Linked DNA regions of Homo sapiens: region 2 is linked to region 1. The links are chromatin loops, found by intact Hi-C in ENCODE. Cell type or tissue: ascending aorta. All regions are shown on one strand. Each heading gives the region's core, and the rest is flanking DNA. Links, peaks and the distances in the headings are about the cores only. Region 1 holds the start of LOC124904443 (a long non-coding RNA gene). Region 2 holds the start of TRL-CAA6-1 (tRNA-Leu (anticodon CAA) 6-1).

Evidence for each region. A loop is a pair of places that touch in the nucleus more often than their neighbours do. Peaks named below come from ENCODE experiments on the same cell type or tissue, not always from the same donor. Only the 100,000 strongest peaks of a DNase experiment are listed, where the experiment ranks them.
Region 2: it touches region 1 in a loop (10-fold over the local background); 5 of 110 quality-filtered maps call a loop at or near these places.

What each region holds. Positions count from the first base shown.
Region 1 is chr1:161,376,803-161,386,260 of GRCh38, forward strand. It overlaps LOC124904443 (a long non-coding RNA gene), which reads left to right and starts at 8,598. Exons shown (of 2, transcript XR_007066693.1): 1 at 8,598-8,796. It also overlaps the pseudogene RRM2P2. In ascending aorta, for the core only: a CTCF peak has its summit at 5,531 (motif pointing left); a DNase peak (open chromatin) is centred at 6,009; H3K27ac peaks cover 1,092 bases.
Region 2 is chr1:161,606,526-161,615,983 of GRCh38, forward strand. TRL-CAA6-1 (tRNA-Leu (anticodon CAA) 6-1) reads right to left here and starts at 5,504; the gene lies at 5,421-5,504. It also overlaps the pseudogene HSPA7. RefSeq lists enhancers at 5,261-5,955, 5,956-6,649, 6,394-6,443. In ascending aorta, for the core only: no CTCF peak of the experiment used is centred there; a DNase peak (open chromatin) is centred at 6,006; H3K4me3 peaks cover 1,756 bases; H3K27ac peaks cover 1,850 bases.

The sequences.
Region 1 (9,458 bases), core at 4,102-6,601:
GACAATGCAAGGCAAAGCCTTTATTCATTTTAATGTTGCACAAGTGTAAGGACCATATAATCTGGGTTTATTTAGGTAACAATAAAAGATAGAAAATCTCATATTACAGAAATTTTAAAATTGACTATATAATAAATGATTAGGAAAACTAAAAATAGAACAGGACAATGTTCAAATAGATAATAAAATTAACAAATGGGGCCAAAAGATCAACACATATCCTGCATCATCTTTCATGTAGTGTCTCAGCTTTCTTTTTCCCAAACATAAAGGCAGATTAATTCAAACTAGCCCTATTAAGAATATTAGTTTGCCAGGTGCAGTGGCTCAAGCCTGTACCCAGCCTAAAAAATATTTTCTAATTTCAAAGACATGTAGGCCGGGCGTGGTGACTCATACATGTAATCCCAGCACTTTGGAAGGCCAAGGGGGGCGGGTCACCTGAGGTCAGGAGTTCGAGATCAGTCTGGCCAACATGGTGAAACCCCGTCTCTACTAAAAATACAAAAATTAGCCCACCACCACGGTGGGCCCTGTAATCCCACTTACTCGGAAGGCTGAGGCAGGAGAATGGCTTGAGCCCGGGACGCAGAGGTTGCAGTGAGCCAAGATCTCACAACTGCACTCCAGCCTGGGCAACAGAGCGAGACTCTATTAAAAAAAAAAAAAGGGCCATATAGTAAATGTAAATGAATTAACTATTAACTCACACAACCTACTTAAACAAGACTAGAATAAACAACTTTTAGGAACCAACTCCAGTTGATTTCACCACCTAACAGGAGCAAGATCTTAGGTGGGTCATTTTGTTTAAGGATGACTTGAAATTTTACAATGCCACTGTAGTCCCCACATATAAAAACTCTTCAATAATTTTTTCTTATCAACTAGAAGTTGGGGAAAATATAGTGAGAAATAAAATGATATGGCTTCTCACACATATGAAGGCCCAGATCATGCCTAAATTTCTCATCTGTCTTTGCCGTGAGAGATTCCTTAATCCACAACACTCTACTCAGATAGGACAGAGAATCCCAGGACACTCCCCAGGCCACAGGATAAAAAACACTACCTGTCTTCTATCTGGCACCAACAGACTAATATCTAGCTATATACAGGATTGACTTTAAAGTTGATTAAGGAATATTTTAATTCATTCAAGAAAATAAAATTTAGAAATTATATGCTTAGTCTACACAAGTTTAACTTACTTTAGTTACTTAGTGAATTTTGAATTGGCTCCAATTAGTGGTCAGCAGAATACTTTGGTGTAGAAACCAAATAAATCAAGCTATTATTACCTTGATAGTACAAACAATGTTTGTAAAGTGCCAGTTTTATATTTAAGTAAACAAAATCTGCTTTGAAGTAGGGAGGCTGCATCTTTCAACTGCCTGTGCTAGTTAAGTGAATGTTTAATCCTGCTGGGCCAAGCTCACTAGAGAGTCACCCCTCACTTTAAAGCCAAGACTGCTGCTGTCACTGCTATGGTAAGTCACAGCCAGCCAGCCTGCTGGCAAAAGGTGATACCACCAGCATTATAAATAAACAGGCCTGGTCGTGAGGTAGCTACACAGTTTTAAAGATGCTGTTAATGGCCGGACGCGGCGGCTCAAGCCTGTAATCCCAGCACTTTGGGGGGCTGAGGTGGGTGGATCACCTGAGGTCAGGAGTTTGAGACTAGCCTGACCAACATAGAGAAACCCAGTCTCTACTAAAAATACAAAAACTAGCTGGGTGTGGTGGCGCATTCTTGTAATCCCAGCTCCTCGGGAGGCTGAGGCAGGAGAATCGCTTGAACTCGGGAGGCGGAGGTTGCAGTGAGCGGAGATCGCGCCATTGCACTCCAGCCTGGGCAACAAGAGCGAAAGTCCGTCTCAAAAAAAAAAAAAAAAAGAAAAAAAAAGAAGATATCTTCCACTGCAGCAAAGGCTACAACACATTCACCATAGGTAGCCTCTTTGTCCCCAATACAACTCAAGGCCCAATTTGCCTTCTTGACACAAGGTGTTTCAATGGTGTTGAAGAGAAATTCCCTTTCTTTGGCATCTTTTATGTAAGTGTCAATAAGGAGACTATACATTTCAGAATGTGTGTTTTCCATGGCAATTTGGAAGTCATAGAAACAGCGGGCTTCTGTAATCTGAACTTCTTGGCTAAATCGCTCCACCAAGTTTTCATTTACTATGCCATCACTTGCTGCAAAGAAAGCCAGAACACGGGATATAAAATCACTCTCCTCGGTCTCCTCGGTTTAAGGAAGCCTCCGCCTTCTTATACATCTGCCAAATATCATGGTACTCGTTGGGGAAGATGATAAAGTGGCGGGGTCTTCTCTCAGCAGTGGTTCATCCTCCACGCCAGGAGCAGCTATTTTAGTTTTCGGCTCCGCTGGTTCCTGGAAGATCCTCCTCGCCGCCTTGCTGGCCAGGATGCGAGTTCCGCTCAGGGTCGAGGGCGTGTTCTCCTTGTTGGCCAGACTGAGAACCTTCAGCAGCAAGAGCTGCTGTTGCTGTGGGTCAGCGATGGAAGTGATCCGGACGCGGACCGAGAGCATGGTGGTGGCGCGGGAGAAGTTTTTGAAAATAGCAATGAAAACCCCCAGAATTTATGGGAAACAGCAAAAACAGCTATGAGGGAAAGGTTTATAGCATTAAATACCTATATAAGTAAAAATAAATAACAATCCAACTCAAAATATTATACACAAAACCCAGGGTAAACCGAATGACACAAAAATAAGAAATTAGTAAAAATAAAGGCAGAAGTTAATGGGTTTGAAAACAACAACAATAACAATAACAATGGTAGCATTATATTAATTAAAGAATCCAAAACTGTTTCTTTGTAAAAATAATTTTGATAATTTCCTAGCTAAGGAAAGCACAAATCCATGAAACTGGAAATAAAGTGACACAAAAGAAGAAATTTGAAAAATATTCTTGTAAAAATATTTTAAAATCTACATTAAATGGATTTTTTTAGAAAATCCAATTTAACAAAATTTGCCCCTATAGAGACAGCAAATTTAAACCGGCCAAGTAACATAAAATAATCATAGAAACTAGTTAAGGAGTTCCCCTACAAAACAAAGCAGGCCCAGATCGTTTTACAGATGATTCTACCAAACTTTAAAAAACAAATCTTTAATTTTTAAAACTATTTTAGACTATGACAAAAAAGGGAAAACCCCCAAAATCATCTTGCAAAGTAAGTATAACATTGATTTCCAAACCTCAATTTTAGAATCGTGACAAAGACTGTAACAAAAAAAACCATTATAGATCAATTTCACTTTTGTATTAATATTGATACATATATATAAAACATTAGCAAAGTGAATCCAACAGCATGTTAAAAAATATTTATCATGACCAACTGGATAATATTCCAAAAATGCAAGAACATATAATATTAGGAAATCTATTAATATAATCCACCATATTAATTGATCTAAGGTGGAAAAAATGTTTGATTATCCCCATAGATGCAAATTGATAAATTTTACATAATAACAAAAAAAAGTAAAAAGACTAATGGGAAAAGAAATTTATAAATTACATTACAAAGGAGTAATATATTTGATTCAGGAAAAACTTCTAAAAATAGGGAAGAAAAAGACTAATAGCTCTGTAAAAAACTGGGCTAGAAAATGGGGCCAGCCTGATCTGTCCTAAAAATTTATTTTAGGCCGGGTGTGGTGTTTCATGCCTGTAATCCCAGCACTTTGGGAGGCTGAGATGGGCGGATCACCTGAGGTCAGGAGTTCGAGACCAGCCTGGCCAACATGGGAAACCCTTTCTCTACTAAAAATACAAAAAGTAGCTGGGCATGGTGGCATATACCTGTAATCCCAGCTACTTGGGAGGCTGAGGCAGGAGAATTGCTTGAGCCTGGGAGGTGGAGTTTGCAGTGAGCCAAGATCGTGTCATTGCACTCCAGCTTGGGCAACAAGACTGAAACACTGTCAAAAAAAAAAAAAAAAAAAAGATGGAATAGTTTTGTCAGTACATGAAAATGTGAGGGGGCCAGGTGTGGTGGCTCACACCTGTAATCCCAGCACTTTGGGAGGCCGAGGCGGTCTGATCACGAGGTCAGGAGTTCAAGACCAGCCTGGCCAAGATGGTGAAACCCCGTCTCTACTAAAACAGCAAAAATTAGCCAGGTGCAGTGGCAGACGGCTGTAATCCCAGCTACTCGGGAGCCTGAGGCAGGAGAATCGCTTGAACGCAGGCGGCAGAGGTTGCAGTGAGCTGAGATCTCGCCACTGCCCTCCAGCCTGGGTGACAGAGTGAGACTCAGTCTCAAAAAAAAAAAAAAAAAAAAAAAAAAAAAAGAAAGTGTGAGGGACTCTTAGTGGTTGTCTGTTTGTATGTATACTCCTCAGTAAAAGAGGGTTGTTTTGTGTATGTGTGTGTGTTTTTGTTTTTTTGTTTGTTTTTTGAGACGGAGTCTCGCTCTGTTGCCAGGCTGGAGTGCAGTGGCTCCATCTTGGCTCACTGCAACCTCCGTCTTCCGGGTTCAAGTGATTTTCCTGCCTCAGAGTCCCAAGCAGCTGGGACTACAGGTGCGCACCACCACGCCCAGCTAATTTTTGTATTTTTAGTAGAGACGGGGTTTCACCAGGTAGGCCAGGATGGTCTCGATCTCTTAACCTCGTGATCTGCCCGCCTCGGCCTCCCAAAGTGCTGGGCCTGGCCAAGTGTGCTTTTTTGTTTGTTTTTCATTACAAAAAGAAGAAGGGGCCAGGCACGGTGGCTCACGCCTGTAATCCCAGCACTTTGGGAGGCCGAGGCGGATGGATCACCTGAAGTCAGGAGTTTGAGACCAGCCTGACCAACATGGAGAAACCTCGTCTCTACTAAAAATACAAAAATTAGCTGGGCTTGGTGGCGCGCGCCTGTAATCCCAGCTACTCGGGAAGCTGAGGCAGGAGAATCACTTGAACCCAGAAGGCAGAAGTTGCAGTGAGCTGAGATCGAGCCACTGCACTCCAGACTGGGCGACAGAGCAAGACCATCTCAAAAAAAAAGAAAAAGAAAAAGGAAGCTGAGCTACAGATTAAACAAACATTTCATAGAGAAGGAAATACCATGGCCGGCTGCGGTGCTTATGCCTGTAATCCCAGCACTTCAGGAGGATCACTTGAGGTCAGAACTTCCAGACTAGCTGGGCAACATAAATGAGACCTCATCTCTACTAAAAATCAAGTGATTACCTTTAGGGAGAGAGAAGGAGTGATATGGAAGGTGTGGAGGTAGATGATAAACTTATTTAAATATGCCTTGTTTTATAGCGTTTATTTTGAAACCCAAGTATTTTACATAGTTATAAAACAAAATTTTAAAAATTTCTAAAATAAATAAATAAATTCTCTTCATTTTTACAACAAAAAGATTTTTAAAGAAGAGATAGTTGGCTATAATACAAAAGCTATATAAACAGTTAATACCTCTGCTTCCTCTCAACTTGACACAGATCATATTGTTTTCTTTCTTGAGATTAAGTCTCCCTCTAGTGGAGACTAGTTTTACAACTAATCCCCAACACCCAGCACCACAAAGGAAAATATCCTTTGCCTATTTCCTCCTGCTGCTGTAAAATTGTATATTTTAGGTATCAGAGTCTTGAGAAGGAGGACGTGGTAGAAGATACTGAGCAATGGGATAGTAAAGAGCTGGGGACAGAGTTAAGTTTTATAAGGAATTAGGGATATGAGAAGCTCTAAGAGCCAAGATTTGGGTTATTCAACTCAGAATGGGCAAGGAACCTCAGCTTCATGATGGTAAAAAATTCCACCACCTCTGCCCAGAAAAAGGTGATTCACATCCTGATATCACTGTGTACTCAGGGAAATAGCTCCCCACAAGGCATTGCATTAGGGAGAAACTATGGTGAGGAACAGCGATGAGCAGGACATGAAGAGTGATGGTCCTAAGCCAGATATGATGTCATGAGGGTGAACTCCAGGACCTCCTGTCCTTCAGGACGATCCCACAGTCTCACTAACCACTGAGGGCAGATGCAGAAAAGCTTTGCCTTCCCAGAGACTGATCAGGGGAAAAGGTACTGGCACAGCCTCTTCAGTTCCTGGCAGGGACGGGCAGAGACTAGCCCACATTGAAAGTGGCCCCTTGGGGGATTATGGGAGGATCCTTGTGTCCTGGGCTACCCTAGGTCTCATCTGATCTTGCACAGTGAAAGCTACTCATGGAAGAACTCCCTTAGCAGGGAAGCCGTTAGAGTGAAATCTTTCCTAACATTGACTCTGGTTTGTGGAAGTATATGACATTTTTCTCCATTCTCTGTAGCACTGTGGTCTTACCCTCTGAAGAGAATGTTTGTTGGTTGCCACCTCAGCATGTATCTTCCACCCCCTTTACAATTTTTGATAAGAACACAAAAAGAAATGAAGACTAAAAATGGCCCAGTTTCCTAAGATTGTTTTCTGATCCTATAAAATCTAATTCCTTAATGCAGCTCTGTGGTCCTGCTCTTTTGCATACCTAGCTTGAGAATGCTGTCTAGGAAGGGACTCATTTGAAGAATTATTATTTCTGCCAATTCCCACATCTTTCTTTCTCTTGCCTTCACTTCCTCCTTTAAGAGGTGAATTTTCAGACACATTAAAATTCTGGAGGAAAAAAGTGGGCTAATTAGGTGTGGTGACCCTTCCTGGATGCAAAATGTAGCATAATTCTCTAGGAATCCATCAACAAAGAAGATAGGCCATTGAGGAAGATATCTCTCTCCCCAAACATATTGGTTGCTAAAGGCCAGCCCCCAGACCATGATTCCTAAAGTAACAAAAGGTAATGTGAAAAATAATGGAATGTTATTTAGACTTGAAAAGGCAGGAAATTCTGACACATGCCAGAACATGGATGAAACTTGAGGACATTATGCTCAGTGAAATAAGCTAGTCATGAAAGGACAAATGCTGTATGATTCCACTGATATCAGGTACTTTGAGTAGCCAAATCATAGAACAGAAATTAGAAGAGTGGCTGCCAGGAGCTGAGGGGAGGGGTGATCGGGAGTTATTGCTTAATGAGTACAGAATTACAGTTTTGCAAAATGAAAAGAGTTCTGGAAATGGATAACGGTGATGGTTGCAAAACAATATGAATGTATTTAATACCACTGAGCTGTACACTCACAAATGGTTAGGATGATAAATTTTATGTTATATAATGTTACCACAATAAAAAAAATTGGGAAAAAAAGCAATATGACACTTACTGAGGACTGCCAAGGAGTAATGAAAGGAGATACCAGTGACTGATGCCAGGATGAGATCTTGTGTCTCTCTTTTTTTTTTTTTTTTTGAGACAGAGTTTTGCTCTGTTGCCCAGGCTGGAGTGCAGTGCCATGATCTCAGGTCACTGCAACCTCTGCCTCCTGGGTTCAAGCAATTCTCATGCCTCAACCTCCCGAGTAGCTGAGATTACAGGTGTGCACCACCATGCCCAGCTAATTTTTGTATTTTAGTAGAGATGGGGTTTCACCATGTTGGCCAGGCTGGTCTTGAACTCCTGACCTCAAGTGATCTGCCCGCCTCGACCTCCCAAACTACTCTAAATTTTACCCTCTCCCTTGTCTTTTGTCAGAAATCTTGCACAGAGTAATTTCCTAAAAAGTCTAGATCAAATTAAAAAACTAAAAAAAGAAGCTGGACTACAGTCTATCTAGATCAGTGTTGGTAGTCGCATCATCATTATAGTAGTGATTAAATTAAAATGTAACCAAAAAGGTTTAACTTATTTTTGCAACAACCAAATGTAAAACTAGAATAATAATAGCACATTTTGCATATGAAAAAATTGAAGCTTAGGAAAGTTAAGTAACTTCTCCAAGAACACACAGTAAGTTGTAGAACCAGTTACCAAACTCAGGTAGTCTGGCAAACCCCCACACCAGCCTGTTCCCAAAAGTCCAGACCCTGAAATCTGAAATCTCTAGCCTTCATCTAATTTGATTGGTTAAACAAATTGAATAAATTTATTTCCTACGGGAATGCTCAGATGTTTAATTTCTTTTCTTTTTTTTGAGACGGAGTTTTGCTCTTGTTACCCAGGCTGGAGTGCAGCCTTGTTACCCAGGCTGGAGTACTCGGCTCACCGCAACCTCCGCCTCCCAGGTTCAAGCGATTCTCCTGCCTCAGCCTCCCTAGTAGCTGGGATTACAGGCATGTGCCACCACACCCAGCTAATTTTGTATTTTTAGTAGAGACGGGGTTTCTCCATGTTGGTCAGGCTGGTCTCAAACTCCTGACCTCATGTGATCCACCCGCCTCGGCTTCCCAAAGTGCTGGGATTGCAGGCGTGAGCCACCGCGCCCGGCCTGTTTAATTTCCTAATGTTTACTGAGACTCTTCAAGAGTGGGAGAGGGATATAATATACAGCATTTCCTCAGTTTATTTAGCCACTGAATTTATTTTTTGTAAGCATCTCAAGGAACTTGAGCCCAAATTTTGCAAAACTGCATGTAATATACAATGTTGCTTTTGTTTGCCTTTTCCAGCTACTGTAAGAGAATATTTAAATTATTTTATCTCACTTAGAAACATTTTTAAATTGAGATATTGAGAACTTGATTTGCCCAAGGTCATAATCAGTTAATATTGGAATCAGAATGAGAATCTAGGTCTGGCCACAATTTCAGGTGTCTTCTTTTAAAGTTATTTATTTTTAAACACTTTTTTTTTTTTTGATACAGGATCTCACTCTGTCACCCAGGCTGGAGTGCAGTGGCAAGATCGAAGCTCATTATAGCCTCGACCTCCCCAGGCTCAGGTGATCCTCCAATCTCAGCCTCCCGAGCAGCTAGGCCCACAGGCTTGCACCACCATGCCCAGCTAATTTTTGTATTTTTTATAGAGACAGGGTTTCACCATGTCGCCCAGGCTTGTCTCGAACTCCTGGGCTCAAGTGATCTGCTTGACTCGGCCTCCCAAAGTGCTGGGATTACAGGCATGAGCCACCACTCCCAGCCTAAAGTTATTTTTTTAATTAGAGAAGGAATACTAGCAGATTTCATTGTAGCAAATCGAACAATACCAAGCAGTTACCTAGGTGAACTAAGTAAACCCCCATAGCACTAAGTCCTGGTTATCTATTTCTGTATAACCACTTTGAAATTTAATGGCTGTGGCAGGTTGTATTTTTCTTTTCTTTTTTTTTTTTTAAGAGGGAGTTTCCCTCTTGTTGCCCAGGCTGGAGTGCAGTGGTGCAATCTCGGCTCACTGCAACCTCCACCTCCTGGGTTCAGGCGATTCTCCTGCCTCAGCCTCCCAAGTAGCTGGGAGCCACGTTAGCTGCGCCACCACACCCAGCTAATTTTGTATTTTTAGTAGAGATGGGGTTTCTCCATGTTGGTCAGGCTGGTCTTGAACTCCTGACCTCAGGTGATCCGCCTGCCTCGGCCTCCCAAAGTGCTGGGATTACAGGCGTGAGCT
Region 2 (9,458 bases), core at 4,582-7,081, 230 kb after region 1:
AGTTCGCGGACACCACGGTGCAGTCGGACATGAAGCACTGGCCCTTCCAGGTGGTGAGCGAGGGCGGCAAGCCCAAGGTGCGCGTATGCTACCGCGGGGAGGACAAGACGTTCTACCCCGAGGAGATCTCGTCCATGGTGCTGAGCAAGATGAAGGAGACGGCCGAGGCGTACCTGGGCCAGCCCGTGAAGCACGCAGTGATCACCGTGCCCACCTATTTCAGTAACTCGCAGCGCCAGGCCACCAAGGACGCGGGGGCCATCGCGGGGCTCAAGGTGCTGCCGATCATCAATGAGGCCACGGCAGCAGCCATCGCCTATGGGCTGGACCGGCGGGGCGCGGGAAAGCGCAACGTGCTCATTTTTGACCTGGGTGGGGGCACCTTCGATGTGTCGGTTCTCTCCATTGACGCCGGTGTCTTTGAGGTGAAAGCCACTGCTGGAGATACCCACCTGGGAGGAGAGGACTTCGACAACCGGCTCGTGAACCACTTCATGGAAGAATTCCGGCGGAAGCATGGGAAGGACCTGAGCGGGAACAAGCGTGCCCTGCGCAGGCTGCGCACAGCCTGTGAGCGCGCCAAGCGCACCCCGTCCTCCAGCACCCAGGCCACCCTGGAGATAGACTCCCTGTTCGAGGGCGTGGACTTCTACAAGTCCATCACTCGTGCCCGCTTTGAGGAACTGTGCTCAGACCTCTTCCGCAGCACCCTGGAGCCGGTGGAGAAGGCCCTGCGGGATGCCAAGCTGGACAAGGCCCAGATTCATGACTTCGTCCTGGGGGGAGGGCTCCACTCGCATCCCCAAGGTGCAGAAGTTGCTGCAGGACTTCTTCAACGGCAAGGAGCTGAACAAGAGCATCAACCCTGATGAGGCTGTGGCCTATGGGGCTGCTGTGCAGGCGGCCGTGTTGATGGGGGACAAATGTGAGAAAGTGCAGGATCTCCTGCTGCTGGATGTGGCTCCCCTGTCTCTGGGGCTGGAGACAGCAGGTGGGGTGATGACCACGCTGATCCAGAGGAACGCCACTATCCCCACCAAGCAGACCCAGACTTTCACCACCTACTCGGACAACCAGCCTGGGGTCTTCATCCAGGTGTATGAGGTTGAGAGGGCCATGACCAAGGACAACAACCTGCTGGGGCGTTTTGAACTCATTGGCATCCCTCCTGCCCCACATGGAGTCCCCCAGATAGAGGTGACGTTTGACATTGATGCTAATGGCATCCTGAGCGTGACAGCCACTGACAGGAGCACAGGTAAGGCTAACAAGATCACCAATGACAAGGGCCGGCTGAGCAAGGAGGAGGTGGAGAGGATGGTTCATGAAGCCGAGCAGTACGGGGCTGAGGATGAGGCCCAGAGGGACAGAGTGGCTGCCAAAAACTCGCTGGAGGCCCATGTCTTCCATGTGAAAGGTTCTTTGCAAGAGGAAAGCCTTAGGGACAAGATTCCCGAAGAGGACAGGCGCAAAGTGCAAGACAAGTGTCAGGAAGTCCTTGCCTGGCTGGAGCACAACCAGCTGGCAGAGAAGGAGGAGTATGAGCATCAGAAGAGGGAGCTGGAGCAAATCTGTCGCCCCATCTTCTCCAGGCTCTATGGGGGGCCTGGTGTCCCTGGGGGCAGCAGTTGTAGCGCTCAAGCCCACCAGGGGGACCCCAGCACCGGCCCCATCATTGAGGAGGTTGATTGAATGGCCCTTCGTGATAAGTCAGCTGTGACTGTCAGGGCTATGCTATGGGCCTTCTAGACTGTCTTCTATGATCCTGCCCTTCAGAGATGAAGGGCTTGGGGGGGTCTTCCCTCCAAAGCTAGAACTTTCTTTCCAGGATAACTGAAGTCTTTTGACTTTTTGGGGGGAGGGCGGTTCATCCTCTTCTGCTTCAAATAAAAAGTCATTAATTTATTAAAACTTGTGTGGCACTTTAACATTGCTTTCACCTATATTTTGTGTATTTTGTTACTTGTATGTATGAATTTTGTTATGTAAAATATAGTTATAGACCTAAATAAACTTTTAAAACTCCTTCTTGCTTTTCATTCCAACCAATCAAAGTACAAAAGTACATAAAGGCTTTCAGAAGCAGAAAATGTTGGGGTGGGTGCTGAAGGAGGAATGTGAAGAATATTCCTGAGACCGTGTGCATGATTCCTATAGGGGAAGGCAGGGTTTGGAAAAGAGTTTGAGGCCAATACATTGGAACAGTACTGAAGAGTTAGGGCTGGTAAAGAGGAGAGGATTGAGATATAATGCAGGAAGAGAGAGGGAGAGATGTGGAATTGGAAAAGCAGAGAATGAAGAGAAACTTAAGTACTGGCAGTGTTTCCATGTGTGATCCTATGATTCAAATTCTGTATTTTTGTCATAGGAACCTGGTTGAGTTTGTCAGTCTAGCTGTTTTAATAACACTAACAAATAGTTTACATGCTTATTAGCTGTTTGTAATCATGTCACTTTATCCATTGTTCTTTTAGAGAAAAGACTCTGAGTCCTGGACTCTGGAGGATGGTATATGTCAGAGGAAGTAGATCTGGTGGTACGATTAAAGTTACTATTGACTTTATCTATGTCAGAGAAATAGTATGATCCCATGTGGTTTCTGCCCATGGCATAATGAGGATGTTGGAACAAGACTCTATAGATTTTCAGCCCTGCCACTTTATATACTGTGCAAATTAAACTCTCCAAGCTTCAGTTTCTCCTTCCCTGCAGTGGGGATGATGATGATGATAACAGTACCAACCTCCAGACTGTTGTGAGGGTTCAATTAATTAATATATGTAAGAGGCAAAGAAGAATGTCAGGCGTATAATATACTATCAACAAATATTAGCAATTACTATTAATTGTTAGTTGGGTGATAACTATGTACTAGGTACTTGACATACACAATCTAACTTAATCTTCACAGTAGCATTATGGAATACTATCTTCTTTTTGAAGATGAGCATTATGAGGTTCAAAGAGGTTAAACAATTTATTCAAAGACACAAAGCTATAAAGTGGGGACAGGAAGGCTGGAATGAAGAACCCTGTCCTGCCTGAGTCTAGAGCCTCAGCATGCCACCTTACAAATAGGCCATAACTCCACTTATTACCAGACCTTCCCCTAGATGTTTTGAAATTGGTCATATTATTCCTTTGAAACACAGCTGGATGCTGAGCCCCGTGAGAAAAAGTGTGCATTTTATTGTATACTTGCAGAGACAGAGTCTTGCTCTGTCGCCTAAGCTGGAGTGCAAAGGTGCGATCTCAACTCACTGCAACCTCTGCCTCCCGGGCTCAACCAATTCTCCTGCCTCAGCCTCCCGAGTAGCTGGGATTACAGGTGCCTGCCATCACACCCAGCTAAGTTTTGCATTTTTAGTAGACATGGGGTTTCACCATGTTGGTCAGGCTGGTCTCAGACTCGTGACCTCAGGTGATCTGCCCACCTCAGCCTCCCAAAGTGCTAGGATTACAGGTGTGAGCCACCACGCCTAGCTAGTTGTGTGTTTTTTATAGCAAGTGACGGAATCTGCAAAATATCCTTAGGCACAACTTTACTGCCAGTTGAGTCAATGACAATATAAAAGCAAGGATATTTGCCTTTGCTTTGTTGGTGTAAACAAAATAATCAAAAGGATAACCTTGTGTTAGTTCCCAGTCAATCCAATCCAGAGTATATTTGCCCTGTGCACATTGGGAGATTTATTTTCATCTCAGAAATTATGGGAGAGCTTGGCTAGAACAATGCTACATTATACATTATATTTCTTAGGTTGATTTTTTAAAGACGGAGAGAAGGTTACACTAACAACGCACTTGTCCCTGGCTGTCATTTCACATTTTTAACTGCCCTTTTTTCCTGGCCCTGGCCCAAGTCTTACGCAGCCTGGCTTCACATGGAAGGAACCTGAAAAAAAAAAAAAAAGAGAGAGAGATGGAGTGACACGTACATCCTGCATTACATTCTTCCTTTCCTGAATCTCATCTCAATTCTCAACATTGACCCCCCTCAACCTGTTTGAACTTCTCAAGAGGATTGATGGTACTCACTTTTATATAGTTTCTTAGTATTTTGATAGCATGCCTTTTCTCCTTTTAAAAAACCCAACACACACGGAATATAAGAAGAAAGATTTTTATCGTGTTTAGTTGTGACATCTCAGATCCTCCCATTTGGGTGCAATCTATTTTTCTACAGAGAAATATAAACAAACTTTATTTACTTTTAAATGTCTGTTGATCATTTTGGTTTAGTTTCTTTGGGGACTGTTTCTTGTATACTAGGTATCTAAAAATCCTTATATTGTATGTAGTCTTAGTTTGATTATTGTAATCACAACTATGTCACCCAGTTCCAAAGGGGGGGAAAAAGTTTGAACAAATTAAATCAGAACACATGCCCATTATTAAAAAAATCAATTCTTGGTACAAGCAGTTTCTTGCCCCCTTCCCAGGTCCTACTCCTCACAGGCAACCACTTTCAAGTTGTTGGTTTTTTAAAAGAATTTTTGATTTTGCAATAATTTTAGATGAACAGACAAGTTGCAAAGATACTACATAAAGTTATTACTCTATATCCTTTCTACTTCCCCTAATGTTAAAACCTTACATAACCATGTTATATTTATCAAACCTAAGAAATTGGCATTGGTATAACATTAATGACTTTTTTTTTTTTTTTTGGACACAGGGTCTCACTCTGTACCCCAGCCTGGAGTGCAGTGGCACGATCTCGGCTCACTGCAACCTCTGCCCCCTGGGCTCAAGAGATTCGCCTCAGGCTCCCGGAGTAGCTGGGACTACAGGCGCGAACCCCGGGTACTTGGGAGGCTGAGGCACGAGAACCGCGTGGACCGGGAAGACGGAGGCTGCAGTGAGCCAAGATCGCGCCACAGTACTCCAGCCTGGGGTACAGAGTGAGAACCTGTCTCAAAAAAAAAAAAAAAAAAGCTGGGGAGCGGGGCAAGGCGGTGGAGAATCTGATCCTTACCAAAGTTTGACACTACTGCGTTAGCGTTAAAAAAAAAACCCAGCTAAGACTGTAGAGCAAATTAAAGGATCCTGTGTTGAGGGCGTTCTCTTGTTTAGTCAAAGGAGATGGTATCTGCCTGCCTTAGTGTGCTTGACGCACAGAAAGGGCTCAACACATTGTTGTTGAATAAAAGAATGGATAAATTGACACTGGGAAGTTGGAGTCCAAAGTTAAACTTAGTCTCAACTGCTCCCTGTTTTCATAGACCAGACTCCAGCCTACAATACAGGAAAAATAGATTTAGTTCTATATGTGCAGAGAAGCACAAATAATTTTCGTAAATGTAGATACCCAGGATAAAACGCAGTGTTGACCGATCGAAAAGTCTTTCTCTAAGAATTCAAACATAATTGCTGGTTGGTTCAAATCAGGAGGAAAAGTAAGGATGGAAAACATACGTTGTCAAAAGTGGGATTCGAACCCACGCCTCCAGCGGAGGGTGCGATTTGAACGCAGCGCCTTAAGACTGCTCGGCCATCCTGACACACGTTTTGCTAAACTTCCTAATTTCTCCTAATTTTATCATATACTGATGGTGCACGCTATCAGGTCACATTAATGTGTCTATTTACTGTTTCAAATAAAATTGTAACTCTCTCTAGACCTTGTCGCAAAGCGGGAAAAATGAAACAGCCTCCGACAGCTCTTTCCTCTTTCCTCACTACCCAAACTAAACCTTAAGGCTCCATTTTCCCTGGCGACTCTTCGAGCGCCCCTCTGCTTCTGTAGAGGGGTCGAGCCATGTCAAGGTAGACCCTGTGTCGGCCCGTCTCCCTCGGATCCTCCGCACCAATCACTGTTGCTGAATCCGACACCCGGCGGATCCAGTGCGGAGTCTCGAACAGCTGCGGAGCTGGGAGCTACGGGACATGAGGAGTGCGGGGGGGAAGAGAAGACGGCGGAGGAAAATCCCCCGGCGGTGCTCAACTGCGGCTTTCTCTCTCGGCTGTGAGCCGGCTCCGCCCTCCGGCTTCCAGAGCAAGTGGCTTCTGCGTTCACCGCCCCCCGCCGTTTGTGGGGCGGGGCCGATTCATAAGAATCGGTTCTCACCAATGGAGGGCTTAGCATGTTTAACCTCAGGATCATAAACAAAAGACACTGCTAGAACGGTCGGGAAAGTCATACGCTTTGCTTATCTTATATATAGATTTCTAAAATTCCAAACCGGGGACGCGTTGGTGGTGTAGTGGTGAGCACAGCTGCCTTTCAAGCAGTTAACGCGGGTTCGATTCCCGGGTAACGAAACGTTTTTGTCTTTCCTTCTACGAAAAACTTTTCTGAGCCGGAGCCTCCAGCGCGCTGTGTATTCGTTTTACGCCTCAACGAAACTGCAGCAATACCTCACTTTCCGTACTCGCTTCCTGTCTTTCCCCTGGCCTCTTTCTAAACCCAGGCTTTTTTTGAAGGGATTAAATTCTGATGGTTCTTTCCTCCCTTCCTTCCTTTGTAAACTTCCAACTCTTGAGGAATCTTTGGGATCATTTCAATCCTGGGATGAGTCTTAGCTTCAGAAAGGGGCTCTTGTGTCTTCACTTGCGAGGTTCATTCGCTAGCCTCTACAAATCATCACTTAAGCCCCTAATTATTCCCGGCCGAGGTCCTAGGCTAAGGTCCCGGGCCAAGCTTTCTAATTAGTCCCAGGCCAAGGTCCCAGGCCAACCTAAATCACGCATTCTCCAAAACAGCCGGCAAACTAAGCACATTCCTTCCCGTTTCCAGTCCATAAACCCCCCCCCCCAAGTGGCCTCATAGTAAGCAACTCATTCGGGCCCCCTCTCTGCTGGCAAAAAGCTCAGATGTACTGGACTGTGCATTTGATTTGGAACTGAGTTACATGGGAGAGAAGCAGGGATTCAGTTTGGCTGGGAATCAAACTCTTTTGATAATTTCCTAATAAACTGATAGTCATTAGATGACTTGTAGTCTCGATAAGTTGAAACTTTTTCCTAACATGCTGTTTATGATACTGAGTTCTTTGTCACCGGTTGAACTAACAGCAATTGTATTCACAAATTTTCCAGCCTTTAAAATACTGTCTGAGGGTTTTATGTATCCGTTATCTTTTATTATACAAAAGTCATTTATTGGAATGACATATATAATTAGATTGACCCTAACCATTCAGGCTGGATGAGGCAACACAGTGTGAAGATTAAGTGCATGGGCTCTGTTGTGCTTCCTGTGTTTGAATCTTGGCTCTCTTTGTCTCCATTTCCTCCTGTAAAAGAGGATAATGATGATAATTTTAATTCTTCAATGGGTTAATATATAAACATATATTACAAATGTATAAACATTGCCAGGAGGGTCCATTGTTAATGCCTGTAGTGGGATGATGTTTGAGATTTTAAGTCTCATTCCCTAAAATGGAGGTGAAATTCAACAGGGATGGGAAGAAAGAACATCTGCACCTCAGCCACCCTTTAGCTCCAAACCTCCCTTATGCTCTCATCTGCCCCACAGCCTCCATCCTGTAACAAGAGGACCAGCTGTGCCAGTGGAGGCCACAGCATCTAGCTTATGCCTCCAATGTAACCTGTTACTGCCCACCTGTTCTCCCTGATATTCTCTGACTCTTAGTACTAAGGTCCCACAGAGGCTGCAGTGCCCACAGGCAAGAAGAACCAAAGGGTAGTACTGACTGGTAGTGGCTAGCCACAGCTGTGTGGGGCCAGATTGACACTGCGCAATCGCTAAGTGGATCAGTGTTCAGGCTGCCCTGTCTTGGGAGACATATAGGGACAGGGACCTATAACCAACACCTGCCATAGGCTGGCTTCAGTTAGCCCTTCACGTTGGGATTCACTGAGTGGTTTTTCTGGAAGTGGCCACCTAGAGTTCCCTGTGGCCAGCCAAGGTATGGGGGCTGGCTTTTTGGGATGTCTAGGGAAAGCCAAAAGCAAAACCCAGAAGATAATTCTTTTTGTGGAGGAGTTAACAGATATAGCACTGACCAATCAGAATAGCCACTGGCTATACATTTCCCCATTATAACAGGATTCACTGCATTCCATAAATTTTGTTTTTTTAAATTTCCAAATATATGAAGGCTTTTAAAAGTTATTTTTTGTTATTGATTTCTGAGTTAAATTCCTTATGTTCAGAAAATGTGCTTCATATAGTACTGATTCCATGACATATGTTGAAGCTTACTGGCCTTAGCCAGGTGCGGTGGCTCAAGCCTGTAATCCCAGCACTTTGAGAGGCCGAGATGGGTGGATCACTTGAGATCAGGAGTTCAAGACCAGCCTGACCAACATGGTGAACCCATCTCTACTAAAAATAAAAAATAAATAAATGAAAAATATTAGCCAGGTGTGGTGGCACACGCACCTGTAATCCCAGCTACTTAGGAGGCTGAGGCAGGAGAATCACTTGCACCCAGGAGGCGGAGGTTGCAGTGAGCTGAGATAGTGCCATCATACTCCAGCCTGGGTGACAGAGCAAGTCTCCATCTCAAAAAAAAATAAATAAATAAATAAAAGAAACTTATCAGCCTCATATAAAGTCAGTTTTCATAATATCCCATGTGAGTTTGAGAAGAATGTACAACTAATAATTATTGATTGCAGTTCTATATATATATATCTGTTAAATTGAGCTTGTTAATTGCATTCATATGCTTAATAAAAGTAAATAAGAAAAAGAGACACACGCTTAATAATTTTTTTCTGTTTGATCTAGTAAGGGTTGAAGTATGCGGAATTCTCTCACTGTGGCGACGGATTTGTTCATTTTCCCTTGTAGGCCTAATTCTTGCTTTCATATTTTAATGCCATTTTATCTGTTATATATTCATCAGTAGTTTAATCTTTTATTATATGATGACCATCTTCATCCCTAATGATGCATTATTTCTTAAACTTTATTTTGTCTGATATTGTATAGCTATATGCCAACTTTCTTTTTGTTAGAATATTCCTGGCATTCCCTTTTCCATTTAGTCTTTCTGTTTCTTTACATTTTAATGTCATTCTTCTAAACAGAATAAAACTGATCTTAAAAATTCACTTTATCTTTTAACTGGAAGGTTTTGTTCAGTTGCATTATTATAATTACTGTTATAGGCCGGGTCATGGTGGCTTACACCTGTAATCCCAGCACTTTGGGAGGCTGAGGCAGGTGGATCACTTGAGGTCAGGAGTTCAAGACCAGCCTGGCCAACATAGTGAAACCGCATCTCTACTAAAAATTAGGTGGGTGTGGCGGCATGCACCTGTAGTCCCCAGGAGGCTGAGGTGGGAGAATCGCTTGAACCGGGAAGGTGGAGATTGCAGTGAGCCAAGATGCTACCACTGCACTCCAGCCTGGGTGACAGAGACTCTGTCCACCCACCCTCCAAAAAAAAATAGCTGATATATTTGAATTTATTTCACCACCTCGTTTTGTACTTTTGACCTCAATTATTCTTTTATTTTTATTTTTTTTTAATTGATCA